Regions from separate parts of the Homo sapiens genome. Here region 2 is linked to region 1. Evidence: read pairs that join two places in POLR2A ChIA-PET (ENCODE). Cell type or tissue: K562. All regions are shown on one strand. Links, peaks and the distances in the headings refer to the core of each region. The heading gives the core; the rest is flanking DNA. Region 1 overlaps CDKL1 (cyclin dependent kinase like 1). Region 2 overlaps SOS2 (SOS Ras/Rho guanine nucleotide exchange factor 2).

Evidence for each region. Peaks named below come from ENCODE experiments on the same cell type or tissue, not always from the same donor. Only the 100,000 strongest peaks of a DNase experiment are listed, where the experiment ranks them.
Region 2: POLR2A ChIA-PET joins it to region 1 with 5 read pairs; 2 of 35 experiments call an interaction of 5 or more read pairs at or near these places.

The regions. Positions count from the first base shown.
Region 1 is chr14:50,341,696-50,354,094 of GRCh38, reverse strand. CDKL1 (cyclin dependent kinase like 1) reads left to right here. Exons shown (of 10, transcript NM_004196.7): 4 at 9,037-9,109; 5 at 11,873-11,963. Among named protein-coding and RNA genes, the nearest start is that of DMAC2L, 36 kb to the right of the region's middle. RefSeq lists an enhancer at 6,290-6,584. In K562, for the core only: no CTCF peak of the experiment used is centred there; a DNase peak (open chromatin) is centred at 6,434.
Region 2 is chr14:50,160,021-50,172,419 of GRCh38, reverse strand. SOS2 (SOS Ras/Rho guanine nucleotide exchange factor 2) reads left to right here. Exons shown (of 23, transcript NM_006939.4): 9 at 10,811-10,938; 10 at 12,334-12,399. Among named protein-coding and RNA genes, the nearest start is that of VCPKMT, 50 kb to the right of the region's middle. In K562, for the core only: no CTCF peak of the experiment used is centred there; no DNase peak of the experiment used is centred there.

The DNA of each region.
Region 1 (12,399 bases), core at 5,131-7,630:
TAATCCCAGCTACTCGGGAGGCTGAGGCAGGAGAATCACTTGCACCCGGGAGGCGGAGGTGGCAGTAAGCTGAGATAGTGCCACTGCAGTCCAGCCTGGGTGACAAGAGCAAAACTCCATCTCAAAAAAAAAAAAAAGAAAAAATTGAAATAAATAAAATCAATAGCTTTACATACTGTTCTGCATTTATTTTGTTTTTATTTAGTTAAATAAATTAGTTAATATTAGAAACAGGGTCTTGTTGCTATGCTGCTCAGGCTAAACTTGAACTCCTGGGCTCAAGCGATCCTCCTGTTCCAGCCTCCTGAGTAGCTGGGACTACAGGTGTGCCCAACCACACCAGGCTGCATTTTTTTTTAAATGTACTCTGGAGCTTTCTCCCTATCTATACATATCTACCTTTATATTTTAAAAATGGCTGTATAGAATTCCATTGTATGAATATACCATGATTTCTTAGTTCAATCTCCTATTGATAAATATTTAGATTGTTTCCAGTTATTTTCTATTACTAACCATGCTACAGTGAAAAACCATTTTCGTAAATATTTCTTTAGGATAAATTCTTAGTAATATATTCTTTTTTTACAAGAGTTTGGCCAGACCCCCAGCCCTTCCCATCTTTGTGATAGCCTTGTGTAGAAATGAAGTCTTAATGAATGCCAACTGTTTGATGATCTGTGTCACAAATGTTAGACAAGCAGCAGTGGAAAGGATGACTTCTGTAATTGAGAATGCTGGAAAGGGATACATGTTATTTCTTCATCATCTCCGAAGAATTTCACATTTCTGAAGAATTTTTAAAAATCGGTTTGATGTCTTCACTTTCATATGGTAGTCGTTTACATTTCTGTCTGTCTGATTTTGTTATTAGGACATTAGGGTCACAATACAGCCTCCCCTAAAAACTTGGAGAGACAGAGATTGCTTTCTGAAAGTTATTTTGTGAAACGAACACATAATGCATCAGGGCGGAGGTATGTAAAGCAACCTTAGACAGAATGGCTTCTAGGCTTGTTAGATTTGACTGACTCTATGTTTTATCTAATGATAAATTATTCCTAAAGTCGAGATGGATGCAGTTAAGCAATCTCAGTTTAACAGCAATGAAGAGTCAAATTGCCTACTTTCCCTCATCCAAATTCTTTGCTCATCATTCTGATTATAACTTGACTTTCTTTATGAAATTGTCTACAAAGAAAGCATGAGCTAGTACTCAGAATTTGGGTATGGGTGAATACGTTGGCACTCTAGTTTTATATGACAGGCTAGTTAATTTGTTTAATGTTCACTTGCCCCTTTGAAATGGATACTGTCTTGGTATGCTGACAAAATTGAGTGTCTGTGTCTGCAAGCCTGAAGACGGCAAAGGCAGCCAAGCTTTTCCAAACGAAGCACCACATTCTCTGTGTTCTGTGATGAGATGGCTGTTTTTCCCCTCAACTCTATTCTTCGCTTAATATTCTTTTCTATGTATTTTCTATATATGTTGCATTATAATTTTTAGATCTATTGTCAATGACTGTAAAATATTACATTAAGTTTATTATGTCTCACCATTCCTCTCTGGTTGAATACTGAGGTCATTTTCAGTGTTTGGTTTGATAATGATTCTGGTATAAAATTTTCCTACAAATAGATTTTTCTTCTTTTGTAATTTTCCTTTAGAAGTTCTCAAATTGGTACTTTTGAGTTGTAAATTTTGCCAGACAGAACCAATTTACTTTCTCACCAAAGATATGGATTTATATATATATATTTTTTCTTATAATTGTGCTACCTTAGGCTCTATTATTAAAATATTTGATGTATGAATTCTATCAAACATATAAGGAAGAAATAATAGTAACCCTACCCAAACTCTTTCAGAAAATATGAGAAGGAACATTTCCCAAATCATTTTATGAGGCCACTATATGCTGATGCCAAAACCAGACAGACATTTCTAGAAAAGAAAATGACAGATGAATATTCCTCAAGAATTTAGGTAAAAAATCCTTAGCAAAATTATTAGCAAATCAAATCCAGCAGTATAATGTAATGTAAAAGAGTGATTAATATATCTCAAAATATCAATTTTTAGACATCAAAGCCTTTCTATTGTGAGAGATGAAAATTTAGCTCCCTGAAATCACTATCTCCTCTGCTTCCTGTTCTAATCCTCCAAAATAGTTACATTAATGTTCACTGTTCCCATTATTGTGCCTATGTAAATATTACTTATAGCTGAGCATTGTACCATACTATGGCTTCCTTTTGTACTTTTTCCTCAAATTAACACTTGCCTTGTTTTAAAATTTGCTTGACATTCTTTAATCTTGTTGCTAATTCCCTCCCCTGACCTTTTTTTTTTTTTTTTTGAGACAAGGCCTCACTCTGTCACCCAGGCTGGAGTGCAGTGGCCCAATCATAGCTCACTGCAACCTCCGCCTCCCAGGCTCAAATAATCCTCCCACCTCAGCCTTCTAAGTAGCTGGGACTACAGGTGCCTGCCACCACGCTTGGCTAATTTTTTGTATTTTTTGTAGAGATGGGATATCACCATGTTGCCCAGGCTGGTCTCAAACTTTTGGGCTCAAGCAATCTGCCCACCTCAGCCTCCCAAAGTGCTGGGATTACAGGCATGAGCCACTCACTGCGCCCCACCCCAACTCATTTTAATAGCCTCTCAATGTACATTTTCACAGGATAGTTACATCAGGTAATCCATCAGTTCCATTTTTTTTTCTTGGTAATGTCTGGCCTTTAAACCTCCTTTTCCTTCTGTCTGGCTTGTTGTACTCAAGACCTGCTGTCCAGCTGTATCCCTTGGATTTCCCTTTGCCATCATCCTTGTAATTCCTGCCGCATTTCTCTGTGGTCAGATTCATTACTTCCTGGATTTGTCTTCCTCTTTCTGGGTTTACTTGCTTATTTTGACCAAGTACATCCATCTCTAACTGGTTAAAAAGATGATATAATCACACAGAAATCTAGACTCCAGGGATTTCAAATGACACCCCCCTCTCCCGCCCACACCCTTCCTTAGAATCAAGCAGTTGGGAACCCTTTATGTTCCTGGGGGGTGAAACAAAATTCACAAAGCAGGCAGGAAGAATGCCATGAGGTCACACCAGTGGAGAGCTCAGCAGTGTGCCCATTCTCCACATCTTCCCACTAGCGAAAGATGGATTCCATTCTGCCCTCCCCAGAAGGAGTGCCTCTGGGGAGCTGGGCAACAGCCCAGTGGGCTCTGGAGGAACAACTGGAGCTCTCAACAAGGCAACTGAACTGAAGGCCTCAAGGAAGACCACCTGACTACCTATGGAAGTGCCTTCTTGAGCCCCTTCCATCTTGGTGTGGGACAGAAAAGAAAGGGAGGATCCTTGCTTGATTTTCTCATACCTTGCCCGACTCTCATTTCTAGGTCGGGGGAGCTGATATCTTCAGGATTTTAAAGCCCACCAGACCAGGCCCAGCTGGCTGGGAGTCCAAAAGGCCCAAGTTGGATCCTGTCCAGCTCCCTTGGAGTACTATTTACTAGGAAGAAAAGCTGGGGATATATATGGCTCGTCTAAAGTTCAATCACCTAATCCCATGGCAGAGAAGAACCAGGCCCAGGAGAAAAGCTCAAGCCCCTTCTTCTCTCATAGATTAAGGTTGAGCTTATGTATGATTGCTCTGAAAGGAGAGCTTGCTTTTGAGCTAGAAGAGCTATTAAAGGGAGTAAAGAATGAGAAGGAATTGAGCCCCTTTTCTTCATACCTGTTCTAGCCCTTCCCCACTCTGCCCTAGAGCTCAGCCACAACCACTATTTACCACCAATGTGGAAACAAATATCTTAAGGTGGAATGAGTTCCCTAGCCTTGCTAGCACGGGCTACAATTTTAAGAACATCTTCCTTAGGCCAGGCATAGTGGCTCATGTCTATAATCCCAGTGTTTTGGGAGGCCAAGGCAGGAGAATCACTTGAACCCAGGAGTTCATGACCAGCCTGGGCAACACAGCAAGACCCCCATTTCTGCAAAAAAAGTATTGGCCAAGCACGGTGGCTCACACCTGTAATCCCAGCACTTTGGGAGGCCAAGGCAGGCAGATTACCTGAGGTCAGGCGTTCGAGCCCAGCCTGGCCAACCATGGCCAACGTGGCGAAACCCCATCTCTACTAAAAATACAAAAATTAGCTGGGTGTGGTGGTGTGTGCCTGTAATCCCAGCTACTTGGGCGGCTGAGGCAGGAGAATTGCTTGAACCCAGAAGGAGAAAGTTGCAGTGAGCCAAGATAGCACCACTGCACTCCAGCCTGGGTGACAGAGGGAGACAACGTCTCAAAAAAACAAAACAAAAAACAAACAACAACAACAACAACAACAAAAAGACAAGAGAGAAGAACAAAGAACATCAAAACATCTGCCTTAGCCTGAAGGGTCCAGCCAGTCACCCAGACTCTTCCAGAGCTGTTAAGTTTGTTGAATATATTCATATTTATTTAAGATTGCATGAGGCAGAGGGCATGGCGATGATACCCCTTACTGTGCATGGCTCTTGGGTCACACTGTCCTGTCAGGATGGGTTGCTTTTGCCACCTGGAGTGCAGTTATCCCGTCATCTCCCTCTGCCATCCTCCCAGAAACTCCTGCTGCTTCCCTCCTGCATTGGGTCTCCAGCCCACATAATCTTCTTTGATAATGGACTGCTCCTTTCTGGTGGACTGCATCCATGAGGGGCTTCCTGAGAAAGAGCAGATGAGAGGTACAGGAACAAATAAGAGGTTGAGACCTTGCCCTCACATGCTTTATTCTATCCTCACACTGGTTTGGTATTTTGTTTGGATATAGGCTTGTTTATTGGTTTTTGGTTGAAGATAATATTCCTTCAAATTTTTGAAGTCATTATTTTAGTGTCTTCTATCTTCTAGTGCCAAGAAGCCTGATGCCATTCTATTTTCTGCTCTCTTGTGAAGTCCTGTTTCTTTTTCCAGAAACTTGTAGGAGATTCTCTTTGTGCTCAGTGTTTTTGATTATGAAACTCATGAGTGTGTCTTGATTTTCATCCATTATCCTGGCACTTGCTGGGCCTTTTCTGCCTCAGAAAAAAATTTTTGAATTGTTTTGTTATTGACTTCCTGTTCATTGTTTTACCTATTTTCTTTTTCTGTACCCTCTATTATTGGGATGTGGACTCTTGAACTGGTCCTCCCATTTTCTTGTAGTATCCTGTTCTTATTTCATGGATACAACAGCTTTCCTGTTCTCTCTGAGGATATTAATGGTATTTAAAAATGTTCTCTTCATCCTCCATAATTTCTGTTTCTTTTAAGTTGCTTTTTTCTGTTTGTTCTGGTCTTCTACTTTCTTATTAGAGGCTTTTCTTGGGCATCATATAGTCTCTGGTTATATGCTCATAGTTAAGAACAAGGAACTACTGGAAGCTCTGAGCTTCACTATGGTTTTCTAGCTGGGCCATTTGCTGGTGGAACCCCAGTGTCAGAATCTTCAGAGCTTTCCCTCTGAGCTTCTCCCAAAAAAGTCTTTGAATATTGTGCCTGGAGAGTGAAGTCTGCCTGCCGGGTTTCCCAGAGTCTAGTGAGGGAAGAGGGGTGGGGAATCCCAGCATTCAGCATTTTGTATGTGTACAGTCCTTTAATCCCCTGTTTTCAGAACAGTATCCACATTTTCAGAACGGTATCCACAATCTCACGTATGCCAAATGTCCTCTGCTTTATCCTTTCCAGAAACAAAGCTCCAGCCTTCTGCCCAGTAGTGGAGAGTGTTTCCCTATGGGCAAATGATAGAGGAGGGGATCTAGGGATTTAATTATTTTCTAAACAGTTTTTTCCATACTCCTTAGCTCCTAGTTCCATAGAGACTTTGGCTGCTACTTCCCGAGCCTTTTGAGGATTCTTTCTGGATGAATTGGTTGGTTCTCCACCTTCCCTCTCCTGGCTTAGATTTTCGCTTTCTAGGATTGTTAAGTTAATTATCTTTCATTCAGTTGCTTTCTGGATTCCACATTGTGTTGCTGTTATCTCTTCTCCTGTCCTCTCTGACCTTGTGAGGTTTTGTCTTTAGAAGTCTTCAGCGTAGTTCTAGTCAGGTTTCAGGAGGGAACAAAATTAGCTGGGCTTGCTTAATCCATCATCTTAATTCAGAAGTCCTTTGACACACTTTCTTCAGTTGGTCCTGTGATACTGTATTCTCCTGAGTGTTGTCTTATTCACTTGATGCTCTCAACTCAGGTGCCCTTGTGGGGTCCCCTTCCTCTTTCTGCTCCTCTGTGGGGAAGGGTCTCACAGCTTCCTTCCGAGCTCCTCTTCTTTAGCTGGATTCACTCCTTAATTGGCTTCATTCAGTCCTAGGCCCCAAATACCACCCATATGCTATGCTTCTCAAACTCATATTTCCAGCCTGACCTTCCTTCTGAATGTAGAATTGCTGACTCACAGTCTTCCTTTGGGTGTCCAGTAAGCATTCCCTTCCCCCAAACCAGTTTCCCCTCCAGTGTTCTCCTGAGTAAAAGGCACCACTGTGTACCAGTTACTCAAGCTAAAAACCTGATGTCATTCCTTGATTCTTCTCTTTCTCCCACATCCAATCCCTCAGAAAATCCTGGAAGCTCTATTTTAAAAATATAGCCCAAATCTGGCCACTTCTCACCACTTAACCACTATTTTAGATGTTCCCTTAACCAGAGAACCTTTCTGGGCCATCCTATATAAGGTGATCAACCCCTTCTAGCACAGCACTCTCACGCTGTCTCTCTCTCTCTCTCTCTAAATCCAACACCACAGAATATATTCTATCTATTTTTCCCCTTTTTATAGTTGTAACTCCCTTCTCCAACAGTGAAAAACTGGCCCCTCTTATTATGAGTGTTTCAGCTAAAAGGGATCTCAGAGTCTGAGGCCTCTGCATTACAGAAAAGAAACTGAGTAAAGAAGTGAAGTGAGTAGCCAGTTCAAGATGGCACTAAGTAGTTTGTACAGAGTTTTTACATTTGAGAGTTTTGTAATTCTGGGGATTAGCTGTGCTGGGGATTAAAGGAGCAATAATGATATGCAACTATAATTTACTTTTATATGCTCCTTTTATATAATTTATTTGGGGAAATGTTTGTAGGAACTAAAGTTGCCTGGTACTGGTAACCCTATATTAATACTTAATTTGCAGGCCGGGCATGGTGGTTCACACCTGTAATCCCAGCACTTTGGGAGGCTGAGGTGGGCGTATCACTTGAGGTCTGGGGTTTGAGACCAGCCTGGTCAACATGGTGAAACTCTGTCTCTACTAAAAATACAAAAATTAGCTGAGTGTGGTGGCACACACCTGTAATCCCAGCTACTGGAGGCTGAGGCAGGAGAATCGCTTGAACCTGGGAGGCAGAGTTTGCAGTGAGCTGAGATTGTACCACTGCACTTTAGCCTGGGTGACAGAGCAAGACTCCATCTCAAAAAAAAAAAAAAAACCAAAAATTTAATTTATTGAATAATCAAAATATATTCCATTTTTCTGGACAAAATGTAGAGGCTACTGGGAAGGCTGAGGCAGGAGGATCCCTTAAGTCCAGGAGTCCAAAGTTCAGTGAGCTATGATAGCACCACTGCCTCCAGCCTGGGCAGCACAGCAAGACCCTGACCCTAAAAAAAAAAAATTAAAAGTGGAGGCTGGGGAAAAGCATTCCCCCTAATGTCTCATCTTAGTTGCATTTTTCTAAGCCTTTTTTCTCGACAGTGACTTTTTCTAGCATCTATGCCTATATGCCGCTCAAACAAGGAAAAGAGAATTTGGAGAGAAGCAACTTCAAACACAGGGACATAGACCTGGTCCAGCAATGTCCCAACTAGCCTTCCTGGAAGTGGCCTCTTCCTTTCCTTCATGTGATCCCACTCTCTGTTCAAACACCCCCTGATCTGCTTGAAAGGATTTCCTGAACGTCTGGCCTGTGACAACAGTGGCCTTGTAGCCTCTCTCAGAGGCTACAAGTGACTTTTTGTAGTCCCCTTAACACAGCTACTCAAGAGCTTCCTCCCTGATTTACTTATTCGTTTTGGCTGAGGACCACAGCAACACTGTGGAATGTTTATCAAAACAGTAAGTCCAGCCAGTGGGTTGGGGTCTCAGAAAATAAATGCACTCTCTCTGTGGTTCGTTTCTTACACTCCCTGCCTTGGTTTGTTGTTGTTTTAAATGTTTCCAGGCGAGATGCCTCTTTCTAATTCACACAAAGTACCTGCTGGAACTACTGGTTGCCCTGGTAATAAAAGATGTGAGTCAGGGAAGAAGTACTGGGAGCAGTGGCTTGAAGTTTAGCTGTGGTGATGGAGGAGAGAGTAGAAAGATGTACCTGGGCTGCAGCTGGCTGCCATGGCAGCATAGGGAAAGAACCAGGATGCCTCAGGTTTTTAAATTATTATTAACATTTAATAACAATTTACGATGGGGGAGCAAGAGAGACTGCATCAAGACCCTGGTAGGGCAGATCTGGGATGCTAAAAAACAAATAGAATGGTTTGCAATGTAAAGCTCTTTGCTATAATCAGTAAAGTCTTCATTATCTAAAAAACCAAACAAACAACAGCAATGCTGCTCTGAGAGACCACATGCCCACACATGGAAGATGAGTCCTGCTTCAAGGCTGTCTGTTTGGGGCAACTTGAGAAAATAAACAGCATCTTTTGTGCTGAATAGTAACTTAACTTTACATCAATAAAAAATTCCTTGTGAAAATGGAGCTTAAGTTACCAGGCAGTTTCCCAGTGGTGTCACAGATGTTTGAGATAGGTGGTTATAAATACTTGTTGAAATCCCTGTAGGTTTTCATGTCCTTACCAAAGAAGTAGATGTTTGCATTTTTGTTAACCTGTTCTCCCTAGACTTCAGCGGTGTGCTGGTCGCATATTTTTACATTTTGGATTCATGGAATGATTGATGAGTAAGATGACTATGTGTCACCTAAGATTTTTCACTACTAAAGCCTATCTTCGTTTATTTTTTCTTTTCTTGAGCTGAATTCCATGGCTACACTAAAGAATGTGTTTGTGCTGCTTTATTTTTATTAGGGTACCAGAACATCTCGTGAAGAGCATAACTTGGCAGACACTGCAAGCTGTAAATTTTTGCCATAAACACAATGTAAGTCTCATGATCTCTTTTGAAAAGCAACAAGGCTCCCCTTAAGCTGAGGTGGAGCCTTGTACAAAGTTTATGTCACACTTCTGTGGGTAAAATTTTTTACCCAAATCTTCATAAGCCTGGTTGGGTAAGTATAGGCTAAAAATGCCAACCTAGCTATTCCTTCTTGCTCAGGTTATATAAAACATGCATTTTTATGATTTTAAGAAACTAGTGCCAGGCATGGTGGCTCCTGCATGTAATCCCAGGACTTTGGGAGGCCAAGGTAGGCAGATCACTTGAGCCCAGGAGTTCAAGACCAGCCTGGACAACATGGCAAAACCCTGTCTCTACAGAAAATAAAAAAAAATGAACTGGGTGCGGTGGTGTGTGCCTGTGGTCCTGGCTACTCAGGAGGCTGAGGTGGAAGGATCACTTGAGCTGGGGAGGTCGAGGCTGCAGTGAGTCAAGATCATGCCACTGTACTCCAACCTGGATGACAGAATGAGACCCTGTCTCAAAAAAAAAAAAAAAAAAACCACAAAGAACAAAAAATTAGTCATACATTTATACTGCTTAGAAACTACTCAGATTTAAGGTAGAACCCCATTCACTTGGAGTCTATGTGGTCTTGTACTCCCAAAAGGCTATGAAATTGGGGAAAACCCCAGGTGATTCATGCCTGCTTAGCTGCAGTATGTCAGTTGCAGTAGGTGGAACCCCAAACCCAGTGCAAAGTGCCAGTGTCTGCTTTGGTGAGATATGAGTGTCGAGTCTCGAACCAAGCAACCTATCGAAAGCCTGTGACACTCCTGGCCACAGGCGGCTGGTAGAGGCATAGTAGACTATTGCCCAGGTGACGTGACTTCACAGATGCTGGGAAGCCTGCTGCCCCATCCAATACAATACTGCCCACTGTGCATAGAAACCAGATTCCAAAGTTAGAGCTTCGTTTTGGCCATGAGTGCAATTTCACTGCAATGTTTTATCTTACTCAACTGCCAGGGTCAATTTAGGTGGTAGGGCTAAATCTCCTTCTTTATATTGTTCCAAATGATTTTTCCTGATGCTGCATTCCCGGAAGGAGGAAGTATGAGAGTAGACAGCACTTCTCCCTGAGGAGCCTCCAACTAGCTAAAGGCTATAATCCTTGTAATACACAGGGGAGAGTGGACACCCATATTGTTAGTTACTATGACTTACCACTCTTTCAAGAGCAGGTTTTAGGATGGGGGAGCAAGAGAGACTGCACCAAGACCCTGGTAGGGCAGATCTGGGATGCTAAAAACAAATATAATGCATACCACAGTTCCCTGGAGAGCCCCAGACACCCTGTTTGGCTCCATGTGCTGATGGGGGTGGGTGCAGAAACTTGTAAAGAATTCCCAGAACAGAATAGGAGCACATGCTTGCTTACAAGTACTTCTGACCATATGTCATCATGATATTCATGGTGTACCCATTTATAGCAATATGTGAAGCCAGTGGTAAAAAGAATAGAGATCTCAGGATGTTAATTGCTAAGAACCAGATCGATTATAATAAAATCCCAAAGTTGTTTTATTTACCCCAAATTTTCCAGAATAATAAATACCCATGGGGAAACATTGACACTGATCTCTCATCCTGAAGGTCCTTTGGAGTGAGAACTGGTCATGCCCAAGAAGAACCCAAGTCCTCTCCAGATTCTTAAGAATAACCCCAGGGTTTCAGGCTGCAGGCCAAAGAGGGTCTCTCAGGTTGCAAACGATCTAGCATTCTCCTCCTAAGAGGAAAACACTTGGGAAAGAGGAAGATTATTAGGGACCCTGAGCAGTATTTTGACCCAACTCAAAAAAAAAAAAAAAAAAAGTAACTCTTAATTAGGTTGTTGATTTGTTCTTTGCCAAAGAAATTGTCATTTAATGAGAAAATCATGTGAAGATTCTCAAACGTTCTTTTCTCTAAGATCACCCTGTTTAAGAATGTTGGCTGTGGGCTGGAAACCACAGGTGATTTGAGTCTAAATTCTGGAGGGGGGGCCGCATCTCGAGGGGTGGCTGCAGCTCTCAGAGCACTTGTGTGTGGGACAGAGCTGACATCTAGCGACTCTCCCCAGAGGGTGAGGGCTGCTGCCTACTCTTGTTTATCTTGTCCGGATGAATGTCAGAGCTGGAAGGGAAATCTCTTGGCAAGCTGTGGTTGCCACCCTTCTCTTCCCAGCTTATCTCAGCAGGCCCAGGGCTTGTCCTGTTTACGAGGCTGACTGTGTTCTGTTCACAGTTAAACAACTGAATTGTGAATTCTGCTTATGCACCAATTTGCAGCTCCTGCAACCATGATGCAGCCTCACCCGGACCTTTCAACATTTTCCCTTTCACCTAAAACTGTCAGATTAAATACAGGACACCCTGTTAAATTTGAATTTCAGATAAACAAGCATAACTTTTAGTATAAGTACATCCCAAGTGCTTCATGGGATGTATTATCCTAAAAAAATTATTTGTTTATCTGAAATTCAAATTTAACTGGGTGTCCTGTATTTTTCTCTGCTAAGACCGGCTACCCTACTTTCATTTTCCTTTCACTCTTCTTGGCTCTTTTGGGCCTTTTAGGAATTTGGGATGATTCAGGCTCTGACAGGCATGGTACTAGATTTATTTTAGGCTGCTCTTTTGCTGTTGTCCAACAGGCCAAGGAGAGATTTAAATGATTTATCCAATATTTGCTAAATAGTCATGTGTTTCATTTATCCCATATATAGTTCAGCCTTAATATTGTTTTTGTTTTGATTTGTTACACTAGTGCATACATAGAGACGTGAAGCCAGAAAATATCCTCATCACGAAACATTCCGTGATTAAGCTTTGTGACTTTGGATTTGCTCGGCTTTTGAGTGAGTATTGACATTTTCTTTTGTTAAGTATAAAAAATGAAAAAGTTCTTGATACAACAAAGGATCTAAATGCTCTAGAAGTATACAAGATAGTACTTGTATATTTAGGGCATAAGTGTGCTATAAATTATAATTTTGTAATTACCGAAAATGTGTAGATAATACAATGGTTTACCTATGTATGCTATCCATAAATTATACCACAGTAAAGTAGTTATTAAAAAGTATCTTACCTCCCTGATTTCTACCATTTCTTGCTAAAATACTTTTCAGAAGTGCTACTTTAGAATAGTGGCTTTCAACCTTGGAGGCAGATTAGAATCACCTGGGGAACTTTTTTTTTTTTTTTTTGAGACAGGGTCTCACTCTGTTGCCCAGGCTGGAGTGCAGTGGCACAGTCACAGCCCACCACAGTCTCGACCTCCCCAGTTCAGGT
Region 2 (12,399 bases), core at 3,967-6,466, 180 kb after region 1:
GGAATGAATAAAGAGAAACTACCCATGTCTGATCAATGAAACTGTAACCGTTAGAATAAATATGGAATATACTCAGTTTTAATTAATGCACAGCAACAACAAGAACAAATAGAAATGTGGAATGGAAAGACAAGCCTTAGAAGAGATTAGAAATGGCAAAAGATTTGAATCACTTCACAAAACAGGATATCCAAAATGGCAGTAAATGTGTATTCAAACCATTAATAGTCAAGGAAATGCAGTTAAAACCACAGGATACCACTACATACACATCAGATTACAGAAATTTGAAAGTCTGAAAATATCCATAAACAGCAGCATGAACTATTTGCATTCTGTTAGGAATGTAAACTGTATAACCCACTTTGGAAAACTGCTTGGCATTACCTTTTAAATTAAAAAATATGTATACTGTCTGACTAGGCAATTCCACCCTTGAATATATACTCTAAAGAAACAAAATGCAGGCACATGTATACCAAGAGAAATGTACAAGAAAGTCTGTAGCAGGTGTCAGTAATAGCAAATCCTGTTTGCCAACCAGAAAAGGGTAAATAAATTGTGGTTCATTCAGATAATGAAAGAAACTTACACTAGAACAATACACAACATCAATGACGCTTACAAATAAACTTTGAGAGATGATAATATTTCATTGGTGTGTTATACCATATTTTATTTATCCATTCATCTGTTGATAGACCGTTGAATTTTTTTTTTTTTTTTTTTTTTTTTTTGAGATGGAATTTTGCTCTGTCGCCTGGCTGGAGTGCGGTGGCATGATCTCGGCTCACTGCCACCTCTGCCCCCTGGGTTCAAGCAGTTCTTCTGCCTCAGCCTCCTGAGTAGCTGGGACTACAGGTGCATGTCACCATGCCCAGCTAATTTTTGTATTTTTAGTATAGACAGGGTTTCACCATGTTGGCCAGGATGGACTCAATCTCTTGACCTCATGATCTGTCCATCTTGGCCTCCCGAGATGCTGGGATTACAGGGGTGAGCCACCGCGCCTGGCTGACTGTTGGATTTTTTTCTACCTTTTGGTTACTATAAATAATGCTTCTGTGAATGTGAGTGTACAAATATGTCTTTGAGACCTTGCTTTGAATTATTTTATGTATATACCCAGGAGTGGAATGGATGGATCGTATGGTAATGTTATCTTTAATTTTTTGAGTAACTACCACACTGTTTTTCATAGTAATGGCACCATTGTACATTCCTACCAACAGTGCACAGGGTTCTGATTTCTCCACATCTTTACCAAACCGTGTTAATTTCTTTTTCTTTTTCTTTTTTTTTTTTGAGATGGAGTTTCACTCTTGTTGCCCTGGCTGGAGTGCAATGGCACGATCTTGGCTCACTGCAACCTCCGCCTCCCAGGTTCAAGCGATTCTCCTGCCTCAGCTTCCCGAGTAGCTGGGATTACAGGCGCCTGTCACCACACCCAGCTAATTTTTTGTATTTTTAGTAGAGACAGGGTTTCACTATGTTGGCCAGGCTGGTCTCGAATTCCTGACCTCAAGCGATCCACCTGCCTCATCCTCCCAAAGTGCTGGGATTATAGGCGTGAGCCACCCTGCCTGGCCTGTTTTTTTTTTTTTTTTTAATAATAGTCATCCTAATGGATACGAGGTGGTATCTCATTGTGGTTTTGATTTTAATTTTCCTAATGACTAGTAATGTTGAGTATCTTTTATATACTTGTTAACTATTTGTATATCATCTATTTTATTGTGTTGTTTTTGGGACAGGGTCTTGCTCTGTTACCCAGGCTGGAATGCAGTGATACAATCATGGCTTACTGCAGCCTTGACCTCCTGGGCTCAGGCGACCCTCCCACGTAGCTAGGACTACGGATGTGTGCTACCATGCCCAGCTAATTTTTAAATTTTTTGTAGAGATAGAGTCTCACCATGTTGCCTAGGCTGGTCTTGAACTCCTAGGCTCAAGCAATCTGCCTGCCTCAGTTTTCCAAAGTCCTGGGATTACAGGCATGAGCCACCATACCTGGCTATATTTTTTTTCTTTGGATATAAGAATTATGTTATAAAGTTACTTATAAATCAAGAAGTGATTTTTTTTCTTTTCCTTCTTGCATGAAGATTGAATTATATGTTAAGATAATAATCTAAAATTATGTTTAAAAAGCAGTTTGTAGAAATTTATCTAAAATTTATCTTAGAAAGTGGGGTAAGGTGCCTCATGCTTATAATCTCAGCGCTTTGGGAGGCCAAGGTGAGAAGGTCACTTGAGCCCAGGAGTTCAAGACCAGCCTGGGCAACAAAGTGAGACCTTGTCTCTACAAAAAAAAAAAAAAAATCAGATTAGCTGGACATAGTGGTGCATGCCTGTGGTCCCGGCTACTAGGGAGGCTGAGGCAGGAGGATTGCTTGAGTCCAGGAGGTCAAGGCTGCAGTGAGCCATGTTTACGTCAGTACACTCCAGCCTAGATGACAGAGTGAAACTCTGTCTTAAAAGTAAATTAATAAATAAACAAAATTTATCTGAGAAGAAAAATGAAAACAGTAGTTTGTGATCAACCTTATGGGGCTTAAATTTGAAAAGAACAAAAAAGTATTATCTATAAAGTGAATATATTATAGATATATATTCTATATATCTGCCATGAGTTAACTATATATATGTAACAATATATATTGCCATGCAATATAAATTGTTGCATGGCAACAATAATATAACATTATTCCAACAATGTATATAACAATATATATTGCCATGAGTAACAATAAACCAACAATGTACTTTGTTTGTTTTTTGAGGCACGGTCTCACTCTGTCACCCAGGCTGGAGTGCAGTGGTGCAATCTTGGCTCACTGCAACCTCTGCCTCCCAGGTTCAAGTGATTCTCCTGCCTCAGCCTCCCAAGTAGCTGAGATTACAGGTGACCGCCACCACACCCAGCTGATTTTTCTATTTTTTTTTAGTAGAGATGGGGTTTCACCATGTTGGCCAGGCTGGTCTCAAACTCCTGACCTCAAGTGATCCACCTGCCTTCGGCCTCCCAAAGTGCTGGGATTGCAGGTGTGAGCCACTGTGCCTGGCCTGTTTGTTTGTTTTTTATTTTTATTTTTATTTTTTTTGAGATGGAGTCCCACTCTGTCGCCCAGGCTGGAGTGCAATGGTGCAGGCTCGGCTTACTGCAACCTCCACCTCCCAGGTTTAAACGATTCTCTTGCTTCAGCCTCCTGAGTAGCTGAGATTACAGATGCGTGCTACCATGCCTGGCTAATTTTTTTTAATATTTTTAGTAGAGACGGGGTTTCACCATGTTGGTCAGGCTAGTCTCAAACTCCTGACCTCAAATGATCCGCCTGCCTTGGCCTCCCAAACTGCTGGGATTACAGGCGTGAGCCACTGCACCAGGCCTAACAATGTACTTTGAAATAATTTTAGGTAACTATATATGGTATCCTCTAATTTCTTGTCATATAGTTGTTTTTCCATCTTGTTTTATCATAAATCTGATTTTGGAAAATAAAAAATAATATTTAAACACTAAATCCAAGAATAAATCTCTCTTGGTAGATCACCAAAGCAGATACTTTAAAACAGTGGGTTAAAACTGTTCCAGGATTGTGTTTTCTACTACTAAAGGGATGTAATAACCTTTGAGTCACACTAGTCCAGCCTTCTTTCTTATGATTCTCATCCCAAAGTAGGCTTAACATGAGACAGAATTTATTTTGGATGAGTACTGAGCCAAAACAGTATCACGAAACGGCATTCTATAGAATGGGAAAATATTTGTAAATTATATATCTGATAAAAGATTCTTATCCAGAATACATAAAGAACTCCTACAACTCAACAACAAAAAACAAGCTGACTAAAAAAATGAGCAAAGGATTTAGACATTTCTCTAAGAAGGTATATAGGCGAGGCACAGTGGCTCATGTCTGTAATCCCAGCACTTTGGGAGGCTGAGGTGAAAGGATGGCGTGAACCCAGGAGTTTGAGACCAGCCTGGGCAATATAGTGAGACCTCATCTCTACAAAAATTTTTAAAATTAGCTGAGCGTGGTAATGCATGCCAGTAGTCACAGCTACTTGTGAGACTGAGATGAGAGGATCACTTGAGCCCAGGAATTAGAGGCTGTAATAAACTGAGATCACACCACGGCACTCCAGCCTGGGCAAGAGAGCAAGACCTTATCTCAGAAAATAATCTATGTCTGTCCTTTTTTACTAAGGACATGTTAACTCTCTCATTTTAGAACTGGTTTATTCAAAGGCAAGTAATGTTCTCTTACTCTCCTAACTCCCTGGTCATTCCTTGGAAATTTAGTAATGGAAAGAATAAAAATTATTCTCTCTCAAGAGGAATTAATTTAGTTTAAAGCTTAACAGGAAAACTTAGTAATAACTTCAATGAGGTTCATTGAGGAAGATCAACCAGTATTTCAATATGAAACAATTGAGTTTATAGGTAATATTTTTTTACCTTTTACTTTGAAAAACAGAAAAAAGTTACAGAAATAGTGGTGAGCACCCTTCACCTGGACTCACTTTTTTTTTCTTTTTTTTTTTTGAGACAGAGTCTCACTGTATCGCCCAGGCTGGAGTGCAGTGGTGATCTCGGCTCACTACAACCCCCACCTCCTGGGTTCAAGCAATTCTCCCACATCAGCCTCCCAAGTAGCTGGGATTACAGGTGCACACCACCACGCCATTCTAATTTTTGTATTGTTTGATAGAGACTGGGTTTCATCATGTTGGCCAGGCTGGTCTCAAACTCCTGATTTCAGGTGATCCTCCTGCCTCAGCCTCCCAAAGTGCTGGGATTACAGGTGTGAGTCATTGCGCCTGGCTACCAGTTGTTAACATTATGCAACATTTGCTTGTTATCATTCCTGTTTTTTTTAGACAGAGTCTCACTCTTGTCGCCCAGGCTGGAGTGCAGTGGCCCATTCATGGCTTACTGCAGCCTTGACTTCCCAGGCTCAATCAATCCTCCCATCTCAGCTTCCCGAGTAGCTAGAACTACAAGAGCATGCCACCATACCCAGCTAATTTTTGTTTTTTTATTTTTTGTAGAGAAGGGGTTTTGTCATGTTGCCCAGGCTTGCTTTGTCATTCTTTTTGTGTGTGTGTGAGTATATTCATAACATAAAGAGCTTGCAATCTCTATTGAAAGAAATCTCTCAACTCTTAAAAAAGACCATAAAGAGGATTTTACTACATATTTACTTTTTCAGTACTGACATATGATTCAGGTACATATGAAAGAAAGTTAATAACAGTTAACTTTCTTATGTGTTTTTTTTTAAAGTTAGTGTTTTTTTTAAAAAAGCACGTAAAGAAATATGATCACGGGTTTTTTGTTTGTTTTGGGGTTTTTAGGTTATTTCTTTTTAGAGAGGGAGTCTCGCTATGTTGCCCAAGCTGATCTCAAACTTCTGGCCTCAAGTGATCCTCCTGCCTTGACCTTCCAAAGTGGAGAGATTACAGGCATGAGCCCGTGTGCCCAGCCTAGTCATAGGTTTTAATGGATTTAATTTCCCACCAAATTACCAACTCCACTCTTATGAAAATCTAGAGAGTTTATTACTAATAAAAAAGAATTGATTACATGTTTTATTTCACACCTAGACTGAACTCCTAGTACAGTGAATTAGAGACAAATTCATAATTTATTGAAATTCCCCTTGCTGTGGGCACATATGTCCATAGTAGATGTAGCATTTGGTAGGAGTTTCAAGAAAAGCAGGGTAAATATTTCAGTGAATTCTCATACAGAGTTAAGAAAAAACTTACATGAAATATAAAATCTTAGACAGGATACACTTATAGACAACTAAGGATAATGATGAGTATCAGGTAGCAAGGAATATATTCTTCAGCTAGGTTCATAAGATATTACCCATTAAAGCTAGGCGCGGTGGGTCATGCTTGTAATCCTAGCACTTTAGGAGGCCAAGGAAGGTGGATTGCTGGAGCTCAGGAATTTGAGACCAGCCTGGGCAACATGGCCAAACCCCATCTCTACAAAAAATTCAAAAATTAGCTGGATGTGGTGGCAATGCCTGTAGTCCAAGCTACTCAGGGGTTGGGGGGTTAAGGCAGGAGGATCGCTTGAACCCGGGACATCGAGGATGCAGTGAGCCGAGATCGTGCCACTGCATTCCAGCCTAGTTGACAAAGTGAGACTTTATCTCAAAGAAAAAGAAAAGATATTACCCATTAATAAACAATCACTTTTATTTTTAATTTTAAGCATATGTAGCAAGGGTATCTTTTCTCTTTGACCTCTTTTCCAGAGTACACTCATTTCATTTTATTTCTTAAACTCAGTAGTTATCCAGTTTGTTTTCAACATAGAAAGAATCCCTTTCAACTCAGTGGTCATCAGATTTAGACACAGACCAGTGTTTTGCGTAGCTGTGTCTGGTGTCATGGTAGAGCCACGGGGTATTAGTGTAGCAAAAAAGCAGAGACTTTGGGGTCAGAGCTCCTGGGTTTGGATATAAACTCTCCTATTTATATTGGGCAAATTACTTAATTTCTCTGTGCCTCATTTCCTTCATCTGTAACATATGATTATAGTACCTCGTGTTACAGAGTTGTAATAAAAATTAAATAAGCTAATGCATAAAAGAGCGTGCACAGAGCAGAGCTCAAAAAACATTCATTATTGGTCTAAATACTTAACAAAATCATACAGTAGTCATTTATTCCAGTTACTTCTGACAACCACCTAGTGGATACCTACCACATGCAGGTAAACTGAAAAGGAATAAAACGTGTCCCTAGGCATTAAGATGTTTACAATTTAGTGAAGAAAATAGATGTCAAACAAATAATTACAATATTATAAGAGCCTAATAGAGGTAGTACTATGAGATCAATGAAGCAGGAGTTACTAGCTCTGCTTAGGGAAGGCAGAAAAAAATTCCTATTGATTTTTCCTTTGTTCAGTGGAGTAAAAAAAAATACATAATGGTTTTGGGTATTCGTCCTACTGAGAGAGAGAACAGTGTGTGCGCGGGTGTGTGTGTCCTTATTTATTTGCGGGAGTCATGAAAGACAAATGCTTAGGAACTCTCCAGAATAAAAGAGACAATAGAAACATGACAATTTAGTGCTTCACTGACCAGTTCCTGTTTTGGGGGAAAATATTACCTTAAAGGATGTTATTAAAACAGTTGGCAAAATTGGAATATACACTATAGATTAGATTATGCAGTAGATTACTCGGTGTTAAATTTCCTGAAGTTGATCACTATACTGTGATTCTGTAAAAGAAAATCCTTGTTGTAAGATGAGCTATGAGAAATATTAAAGGAGTAAAGGAGAATGATACTATTTGAGAGTAATTTGTGATACATTTGACTTTTCCTTATATTCCAAAAACTACTGCAAAACCATTCAGCCGTAGTCCCCCTTCCTCTGGAAGGAACTGAGTGGATAGTATCACAACTACTAAAAAAACGATCTGCACACACTGGCACACAGAATGATGAAGCATGTGACAAAATGTTAAAAATTGGTGATTCAGAGTATTACAGGAGTTATTTGTGTTACTTTTACAACTTTTCTATAAATTTGATATTTCAAAAGAAAAAATTTAAGAGGGAAAAGGCATAATCAGAAGGCATCTTCAAGAGGAAGCATTTCAACTGTATCCTAGTGGCTAAATTCACCGGGTGGATAAGGAGGTCAGAGACTGTTGTGTAGAAAGCGAATGGGGGCATGAAAGTACATTACTTGTTTGCACATAGTTCAGTACAGTAATTTTTCTTTTCTTTTTCTTTCTTTTTTTTTTTTGGAGACAGAATCTCGCCTTATCACCCAGGCTGGAGTGCAGTGGTGCTATCTTGGCTTACTGCAATCTCCACCTCCTAGGTTCAAGTGATTCTCATGCCTCAGCCTCCTGAGTAGCTGGGATTACAGGCATGCACCACCACGTCCAGCTAATTTTTTTTTGTATTTTTTATTTTTATTTTCATTTTTTTGCGGGGGACAGAGTCTCACTCTGTCACCCAGACTGGAGTGTAATGGCACAATCTCAGCTCACTGTATTCTCTACCTCCCATGCTTAGGTCATCCTCTCACCTCAGCCTCCCAAATAGCTGGGACTACATGTGCACATCACCACGCCCGGCTAATTTTTGTATTTTTTGTAGAGACAAGGTTTCTCCGTGTGGTCAGGCTGGTCTTGAACTCCTGGGCTCAAGTGATCTGCCCGCCTTGGCCTCCCAGTATGTTGGGATTACAAGTGTGAGCCACCTTGCCTGGCCCAGTAATTTCTGTGTAAGATGTTTGGAACACATTCTTTTAAGTATCTGTAGAATATTAGTTGGATATTCATTAATATGATGTTTATCAAATCTCACTGCTGAAAATTCAAGAAATATTTAGCAAATTATCAGATTATTATGCCAAACAGAGCCGTTGTTTAATATACTTCCATTACCAGGAAATCCCACTCTAAATATCCTCAATTTTGTTCTCCTTTACAGCTTATAATTATTACATGGTTATTTAAAAATGACACGTGGAAGAGTTTGAGCAGCCTTAAGACCAAGTAGACAATGAAAATCATACCTTTTTGGTAGGATATCACTACTGGTGATAATTTAGATATTTGGATAAACAAAAACAAGAATAAAACAGTTCTAATTAAGTGTTTGATGTCATCAACATTCATATTTATTAAAGAAATATTTTAGAGTGGAGCTGAGAAGACTTTCTGTAAGAAATCTTTAAAGCAGCAAAATAAGTGATTTTGCCAGTAACTTTCACCTGTAGAAGTCAGAATAACCAAGCACAGATCTTTTTTCAAACTTTCTATGATATTTTGACTTTGCTTCCATCCTTTCTATTGCTTAGTCTAGAGATTAAGGTATTACTTCTAATAATAGTCATTTACATTATTTATGTTGCTAATCTCTTGATGACAAGACCTCTACATGTGTCTTGAAATAAAATCAAATGGCTCTGTGCTTCATATAGAGACTAATTTCTAAGACATAAATAAAAGGTAATGGACAAAGTTGTCAAACAATAGCCAGTTAGTTCTTTGCTGAGGAAAGGGAACCATTGCTGAATGCTTTTGAGATTGCTCTTGGAATATAAGGAAAATTTTAATTTATCACAAAATCTCTAATAAGTTAAAGATCACAAAATAGATTTAAGTTTTTAAAAATTTTCTGAAGTGATCATAATTCCCCATATCCTTGCATAAATATATATTTATAAATACATAATATATATAATATCTATATGATGTTCCACTTTGAACTCTTCTTTCAAAAGATTAAAACAGTTTGAGGGCAGCCTGGGCAGCATAGTGAGACCCCATCTCTACAGAAAAATTAAAAAAAAAAATTAGCCAAGCATGGTGGCACACATCTGTAGTTCTAGCTACTTGGGAGGCTGAGATGGAAGGATCACTTGAGTCCAGGAGGTTGAGGCAAGGCTGCAGTGAGCCATGATCACCTCACCGTATTCCAGTTTGGGTGACAGAGTGAGACCCTGTCTCAAAAAAAAAAAAAAAAATCAAAACATTGGAGCACAATACAATACAATCTGAATTATTTATTATAAGTAAATTTGCTTTCTTTCTGAGAGTGAAATACAAGAGAACATTTTGGGGCAAATGAAATAGAACCAGAGTTTTAGAGATTAATAAGTCAGTTTCTAAATCTTCTAAAGATTGAGATAGAATTAATTTTCATGGTTTCTTGACATTTCATATTGTAAAAAATAGCAGTGGAATCCTTTGAGAGATGCTGTTTACGGAAAAGTTTATGATAGATTGAAGTGTTAAAAGTTAGTACCCTTGATTATGTTATATAACAAAGATTTGTAAACTTGAAATTGCTAAAACAAAGTAATCATTAGAGAATATGAAATAGTTTATAGTTACTTATTTTCTCTATTCATAGTTGCTAATGAATAAAAGTAAGTTGTAAGCTTCATGCTTTAGGTGTTTTAAACTTTTTAAATATGTTTGGAAAATGTGGCCTGGCACAGTGGCTCACACTTGTAATTTCAACACTTTGGGAGGCAGAGATGGGAGGATAGCTTGAGTCCAGGAGTTTGGGACCAGCCTAGTGAGACCCTATCTCTACAAAAAATAAAAATAAAAAAATTAGCTGGATGTGGTGGCATGCAACTGTGGTCCCAGCTACTCGGGAAGCCTTATGCCCAGGAGATCGAGGCTGCAGTTAGCCCTGCCACTGTATTCCACCCTTGGTGACGGAGTGAGTAAGACCCTGTCTCAAAAAAATAAAAAATAAAAATAAAATGTCCGAATGGTTTTTACAGTTGCTTTTTTTTTTCCTGATTACTATGCTCATGTTAGTTTATATCTGTATTGTGTTTATGTTTATAGAAAGAAGGTTGGGCCAGGACTGGTGGCTCATACCTGTAATCCCAGCACTTTGGGAGGCAGAGGCAGAAGGATAGCTTGAGCAGGTGTTCAAGACCAGCCTGGGAGACATAGCGAGACCCTGTCTCTACAGAAATTTTAAAAATTAGCTGGGTGTGGTGGCATTCGCCTGTGGTCTCAGCTACTTGAGAGGCTGAGAGTGGAGGATCATTAGAACCCAGGAGCTCAAGGCCACAGTGAGTGAGATCCTGTTTCAAAAAAAAAAAAAAAAAAGAAAGAAAAAGGGTTGGTTTGAGAGGGCAGTAGGTATATATAAAATTATAGCTGTTTTTATTAAGTATATATAAAATTAACTTAGAGTTGATAATATTTGTTGCTGCTTTTTCTATTACTAGAAAGTTGGGGGAAGAATCAAACAATGCAGTTTTGATTTTTCTTTCTGTTTTTTCTTAGCAATTGAAAGCATGTAGTGAAGAACAAGAAGACAGAGAATGTTTGAACCAAGCTATTACTGCTCTCATGAATCTCCAAGGTAGCATGGACCGAATTTACAAGCAGTATTCACCTAGACGTCGACCTGGGTAATTCCAAAGTGTTGAAAACGTGAATGCCTCTGCTTACTTCGCTGTCTCTGATGCCTGGTTTTCAAAGAAGTGTGATTTATTGTGATAGTTACATTATTGAAAGTTGTGCTTGTCATACTTTTATATACTTTTATGTTGGTCTTTTACTCTCTTTTTTCCTTTTCCTTTCCTTTTTTTTTTTTTGAGAAGGAGTCTCTCTTGCCCAGGCTGGAGTGCAGTGGTGTAATCTCAGCTCACTGCAACCTGCAGCCTTAGCCTCCTGCGTTCCAATGATTCTCCTGCCTTCGCCTCCCAAGTAACTGGAACTACAGGAGCCCACCACCATGCCCAGCTAATTTTTGTATTTTTAGTAGAGACGGGGTTTTACCGCGTCGGCCAGACTGGTCTCAAACTCCTGACCTCAGCCTCCCAAAGTGCTCGGATTACAGGTGTGAGCCGCTGCGCCCAGCCTTTTTTTCTTTTTTTTAAGAGACAGGGTCTCACTCTGTTGCCCAGGCTGGAGTGCAGTGATGTGATCTCAGCTCACAGCAGCCTCAACCTCCTGGGCTCAAGCAGTCCTCCTGCCTCAACCCTCTGGAGTAGCTGGGACTCGAGTAGCTGGGTGGCACATGCCAACACACCTGCCTAATTTTTGTATTTTTTGTTGAAATAGGGTTTTGCTATGTTGCCCAGGCTGGTCTTGAACTCCTGGGCTCAGGTGATCTGCCTGCTTTGGCCTCCCAGAGTGTTGAGATTGCAGGTCTGAGCCACTGCACCTGGCCAACCCAGCCTAGTCTTAAGATTAGCATTGTTGGCTGGGCACGGTGGCTCACGCCTATAATCCCAGCACTTCGGGAGTCCAAGGTGGGCAGATCGCCTGAGGTCAGGAGTTTGAGACCAGCCTGGCCAACATGGTGAAACCCCATCTCTACTAAAAATACAAAAATTAGCCAGGCGTGGTGGCAGGCACCTGTAATCCCAGCTACTCGGGAGGCTGAGGCAGGAGAATCACTTAAACCTGGGAGGGGGAGGTTGCAGTGAGCCAAGATCGTGCCATTGCATTCCAGCCTGGGGGACAAGAGCTCCAAAAAAAAAAAAAAAAAAAAAAAAAAAAAAAAAAGATTAGCATTGTTATATTATTAGGATAGACTTAATAAATGTTTAAAAATATAATCTATGAAAGAAATTTAGGATTTTTTGTAATTTTAGTTCTTATAGAGCCAGTAGTACTTCTCTTTCATAATAATGAAATTGAGGGCTGTATTATTTAGTGGCAAAGTTAGAACTAAATGCTGTGCGTAAAAGCTACTGTTTGGTTATTTAATATTTTACTCACTTGATTTGAGATGGTTTATGCTTGAAACCATTTGGGTTGCTAGCTGTTGAATAAGCTATATTGTTTGTTTTTTCTAGAGATCCTGTTTGCCCTTTTTATAGTCACCAATTAAGAAGCAAACACCTGGCTATCAAAAAAATGAA